2 separate regions of the Homo sapiens genome follow, and region 1 is linked to region 2. The links are chromatin loops, found by intact Hi-C in ENCODE. Cell type or tissue: thyroid gland. All regions are shown on one strand. Links, peaks and the distances in the headings refer to the core of each region. The heading gives the core; the rest is flanking DNA.

Region 1 (2,922 bases), core at 313-2,812, 110 kb before region 2:
TACAAGCACTGCCTGGTTTACGCTGGAGTAGAGTGTATCTGGCATTGCCAGAGCAGACCTGCCGGTCTCTTGATGTTCATAAGGAATACAGGGAGATTAAAATCCCAAAGCCATTTTAGGCCTTAGGGTTTAACCTACGGCCCAAGGAGTCACTGGAAAGAAGATGGAAACAGTGGCAGCTGAGAGAAACTGGCTTTCCCTTCTTTTGCTTCCTAGAATCATTTTACAGAACCACAAAATGATGGAAGAAGAAGGGAGGCTAGAGACCATTTAGCTGAAGCATACTTAACTTAGGGAATCCTGGGCCTTTAAGCAATCTATGGGTGGGTCTCGAAGGTCTGTGAAACTCTGGAACTTATAAAGAAAACTGTGTCTATCTGTGTCAACACGTAGTGTGATGTAATGATGAACATAGGCTTTGGAGCCAACAACCTGGGTACTAATCGTGGCTCCATTCTTTACTAGTTCTATTGTCTTGACCAGTCACTTACTTCCTTGTCCTCCTATTTTCAAATGTGGGACATGCTTTTTAGGGCTGTTGTGAGAAGGAAATGAGTTGCTGTATGGAAAGGATTTAGAATAGTTGCATAGCAACGTCTAAACAATGTTGCCATCCTCATCATCATCTCGTTGTCATCTTTATTATCACCATCATCTCATCAGATTCTCAAAGGGGCCCATGAACTCCAGAAAGATTTATGAACCAACCATGTAGGCCAAATCTCCATTCAATATGAGAACTTGGATGTGTTGTGATGAGACCCCCAAGGGTTCCTGAGAATGGCTGAGCTAGAGCCAGAATTAGCCTTCTGCTGCCAGGCCTTGCCTCCCACCATGGCATCTGGTGGGACACAGGGTGAGGATTTCCACCAGGTTCACGAAGCTCTGATTCACAGTGTCCTTACCTAGAATTTCCACTCACTTGAATTTCACCTAGCTTCTTCAATGAAGAAAATCCTAGCACAACTTCCCTTAGACACTGAATTTCCTGTTACATAAAGTTTAGAAAGATTCCAATTTGATTCCTCAAAAACAGCTCATATCAGAAGTATAAATAGATGACTGTGGTTTGCTCTGCAAATCTTAAAATTCACAGACAATTTCTCCATGAAAGTTATTACCAAATGTTTCTGTTTGGTTTCATAAATAACTACGGCATTGTATTTGAAGGGTTAATTCCCCAGAGTGAGACTTTGAGGCAAAAAGATATCTGGAAGCTGTTAGTTCAAAAGTCACACTTGGGGCCTTGAACAAATAGATGTCTACTGTGAAATACATGGCAGGAAGAGGGGCTGAGTTGGCAAACCCAGCTCTGGGCATCAGATATGTCATTTCTCCTCTTTGGGCCTCTGTTTTCTCATTTACAAGATAAGGAGACTGAAGGACATGATCCCTTAGGACCCAGCTCTAACATTCAGAACTTAAACAAGCACCCCAGCAGTACTTTGATTTTGGTTGCGTTTCAATTACCTGGCTTTACCACTAGGAGGCACAAGAAGACAGGGTGACTTAGGGTGTTAGCCCAGTGTGGGGAATAAAGGCCTTTTTGCTTGTGGAAAGCATTCAATATGCTTTTCTTTCGGAACTTCCCTGTCCACTGCTTTATTAACCAATATTTAAAATGAGTTTGGAACGAATCACTTCCCCCTTTGATTTCCATATGCTAAAAGATCTGAGCTGTTTCCCCGAATCAGTTATGAAAGGTCCGCTGGTTCAAGTCAAATCTACTGGTTTTGCCTAACAGAGGCTTGGCCACAGTGTTCATCAGGCATTCAGTAAAAGAGCAAGTAAAAGGGCTGTTTCTAAAAATATGTTTATGAATTAGAGATATTGTTCTGAATGGTAAAATCAATGCTCCACTCCCAGATCCCATTCTCCGTAGGAGCCAGAAGTCACCCTTCTCCAGGGTGGGGGTCATTCTTGGGTTGATGAGAAGCAGAGGCTCAGGCTTGCTTCTTTCTCCGCTCCCCATCCCTTGCCTGAGGCTGCCTGGGACGTGCTTCTGGGAGTGGGGCCTCAGCCTCCCTAGGCTACTTGAGAACTGGCACCAAATCAGAAAGTGGAGCTTTTCCTGGTGGTGATTCAGGCACTCCTCCCAGTGAGGACTTTTTACGAAGTTTGAATAATTCAAAATCACTTCTTAGACAAACACTAGAAACAATTCCACAGGATTTACAGTCTTAGAATTTCAGGGAGGAGCGCCTGGATGAAAATTCTGAGATAGGCGTAAGATCACTGTACCTCGTGTCTTCTATAACTTCATCTATCAGCTTCAGCCACAATTCAGCCAGCTGGTTTGCAGGAATTTTACCTTGTATCCCTGATTTTAGAGCTTCTATATTTGTTTGCTGAAGAATTTGAAAAGAGAGGAAATAATTGATAATTGTTCATTATGCCATTATACCTTTTCATATAGTTTAACCTGTGAAATCATGTAAATATTTTTGTATATTCAAAAAACAAATAAAATGAAACCAGCAAAGATAGGAGAGGGAACCCTAAAGTGGAATATAACCAGAAATAAAACAGATCTAATTACATTTCAGATGAATAACATAATTACACTAAACTAACCCAAGTAACTTTTGGAACACAGTATTTTGACTATGTACACTTTGTTAAAAGGCAGAAAAAAAAAACCCATAAACATATTGAACTCTAATTAGTAGGCTTATTTTTCACAGTGGTTTATCTACAGATTTTAGGATTGAACCAAGGAGTAAATATATTGAGGATAACAAAGGCCAGATTTCTCACTGTTGGAGAAGAAAGTTAGAGACATAGAAATACAGAGGACTAGGATAAACCTTGTGGTATTGGACTGGAATTGGAAGTATCTTTATGAAGTCATAGCTTTTAATATATTGATAGATATAGAAATAAATAGACATACATGTGTCTGTGCAAATTCGTTTGCTGAGA
Region 2 (2,922 bases), core at 290-2,789:
CAGTTCAGGGAATGGGGCTATTACAAACAGTGCTGTTCTGAACAGTCCAAGACTGTTCTGGCACAAATGTGCATGAGTCTATTTAGAGTCTAATCTATGGGTGGAATTGCTTGCTGGGCCAGAGAATGTATGCATTTCTTCACCTTTACAAGGTAATTCCAAATTATATTCCACAATGGTACTCTTGCCAGCAGTGTATGAGACTTCCTGTTGTTCTAAATTTTTGTCATACTTAACCAATGTTAGATTTTTTACATTTGCCCTTCTGGTGAGCATATAATAGCATCTCACTGGAGTTTTAATTTGCCTTTTACCTATTCATGTGGGAGAAAAAGACAAATGACTTCCAACCTTACATAATACATAATCAATTACAGGTGGAGTATAAATCTAAATAAGCAAGATAAAACATGTTTCAGCCCAGACACAGTGGTTCATACCTGTAATCTCAACACTTTGGGGAGGCTGAGGTGAGTCTGAGACCAGCCTGGGCAACATAGTGAGACCCTGCCTCTAAAAAAAATTTTTTAAATTAATCGAGTGTGGTGGCATGCACCTGTGGTCCCAGCTACTTGAAAGGCTGAGGTGGGACAACCACTTGAGCCTGGGAAGTCCTGGTGGCAGTGAGCCATGATTGTGCCACTATACTCCAACCTGGGTAACAGAGTGAGACCCTGTCTCTAAAAAAAAAAAAAAAAAAATCTAACCAGGTGGTGGCAGCAGCTCACACCTGTAGTCCCAGCTACTTGGGAAGCTGAGGCAAGAGGATCACTTGAGGCCAGAAATAGAAATCCAGCCTAGACAACATGGCAAGACCTCCTCTCTAAAACAAATAAGTAAAGAAAAAAATCAAACAACAAAAAAAGCCATAGAAGAATATCTATATGACCCCAGGATAGGAAAGGATTTCTTAATATGAAAAAATGTACAAATCATAAAGGAAATATTGATAAATTCAATTATATTAAAATCACAACCTACAAAGGACTAGTATTCAGAGTACATAAACAGCTCCAGCAAATTAGTAAGACAAACACATAGAACTCAATGGAAAAATAGGTAAAAGATTTGAATAGGCACTTCATAAATTAGGAAATGTAAATATGAAAAGGTACTCAACCTCATTGGTAATTAGAAAAGTGCAAATTAAAACTCCAATGAGTTATTATTATATACTCACCAGATGGGAAAATATGTAAAAATCTAACATTGCCAAGCTTGACAAGAATGTGGAACAACGGGAAGTCTCATACACCGCTGGTGAGAGTGTAATCAGCAGTAAATTCTCATGGATTTTCTACCATTACAATTATAGAATCTGCAAATAACGCCTGGGGTGTTTCTTCCTTTTCAATCTTTGTGCTTACTTTATTTTCCCATTTATTTCTATGTTGATTAGACCTTTCATTATAATATTGACTAGGGGTGGTAATAACAGACATCCTTATCTTTTTCTGTATTTCAAAGGGAAAGATTTCCATACTTCACCATAAAGTATGATGTTTGCTGTAGGTTTCTCATAATTAGCCCTTTTAAGATTAAAGGAGTTCTCTTTATTCCTAGGTTGCTAAAACTTTGAGGTTTTTTTTTTTGGTTTTTTTTTTTTTTTTTTTGAGATGGAGTCTTGTTATGTCCTTCTGGCTGGAATGCAGTGATTATTCACAGGCACAATCATAGTGCACTACAGCCTTGAACCCCTGGCCTCAAGCAATCCTCTCGCCTCCACCTCCTAAGTAGCTGAGACTACAGGCAAGTGCTTAGCTACTTTTAAATGCCCAGTTTTAAGGCTTTTTATAAGACATAAAGTCGGATTTTATCAGATGGTTTCACTTTATTGAAATGATCATATGAATTTTATGTTTAATGTGGTGAATTACATTTATTTTATTTTATTTTGAGACAGAATCTCGCTCTATTGCCCAGGTTGGAGTGCAGTGGCATGATCTCAGCTCACTGCAACCTCCCCTTCCTGGGTTCAAGCAATTATCCTGCCTCAGCCTCCCAAGTACCTGGGATTACAGGTGCACACCAACACCCAGTTAATTTTGTATTTTTAGTAGAGACAGGGTTTCACTATGTTGGCCAGGCTGGTCTCAAACTCCTGACCTCAAGTGATCCACCCATCTCGGCCTCCCAAAGTGCTGGGATTACAGGTGTGAACCACCACGCCCTGCCAATTACATTTATTTTCTAATATTAAACTAACTTTGCATTCCTGAGATAAACTCAACTTGGTTGTCATATCTTATACTTTCCTATTGCTAAATTTAGATTGCAAATATGTTTATATACTATTTATGACTTTTGCATGTATATTTATGAATAAGACTGACTTGCAATTGCCCGTCCTCATTTTGTCCTGGTCAGCTTTGGTGTGGAGGTCATGCTAGCATCATAAAATGGGGTGGGGTGTGCTGTTGCCTCTTTTTTAATTCTTTGGAAAAGCTTGTGAACTTGGAATTATTTCTTCTGATATGTTTGTTGTTCTTTCACAAAATTCATACCTGTATTTATTTTAAAGATTCAAGAAATCCTATCAGAGGCTGGTGCAGTGGCTCGCGACTGTAATCCCAGAATTTTGGGAGGCTGGGGTGGGAGGGTTGCTTGAGCCCAGGAGTTTGAAACCAGCCTGGGCAACATGGCAAGACCCCATCTCTACTAAAAATCAAAAATTAGCTGGGCGTGGTGGCGTGTGCCTGTAGTCCCAGCTACTTGGGAGGCTGCAGTGGGAGGATCACCTAGGCCTGGGAGCAGTGAGCTATAATTTTGCCACTGCACTCCAGTCTGGGAGACAGTGGGACCCTGTCTCAAAATAAATAAGTAAACTCTACCAGGCTTATTATAAAATTAGAAGTTCACCTCTCCTTACCTCTAGCATTTCCTGACAGCATTTCCATTTCCAGAGGCCCTAACTTTCAGCTC

The links. Peaks named below come from ENCODE experiments on the same cell type or tissue, not always from the same donor. Only the 100,000 strongest peaks of a DNase experiment are listed, where the experiment ranks them.
Region 1: a loop joins it to region 2, with 7 times the contacts of the local background. A loop is called at or near these places in 110 of 110 quality-filtered maps.

What each region holds. Positions count from the first base shown.
Region 1 is chr10:93,375,082-93,378,003 of GRCh38, forward strand. It overlaps MYOF (myoferlin), which reads right to left. Exons shown (of 54, transcript NM_013451.4): 22 at 2,242-2,348. Among named protein-coding and RNA genes, the nearest start is that of MYOF, 110 kb to the right of the region's middle. In thyroid gland, for the core only: a CTCF peak has its summit at 1,476 (motif pointing right); a DNase peak (open chromatin) is centred at 2,010; H3K27ac peaks cover 1,659 bases.
Region 2 is chr10:93,485,172-93,488,093 of GRCh38, forward strand. No RefSeq gene overlaps it. Among named protein-coding and RNA genes, the nearest start is that of MYOF, 4.3 kb to the left of the region's middle. In thyroid gland, for the core only: no CTCF peak of the experiment used is centred there; no DNase peak of the experiment used is centred there.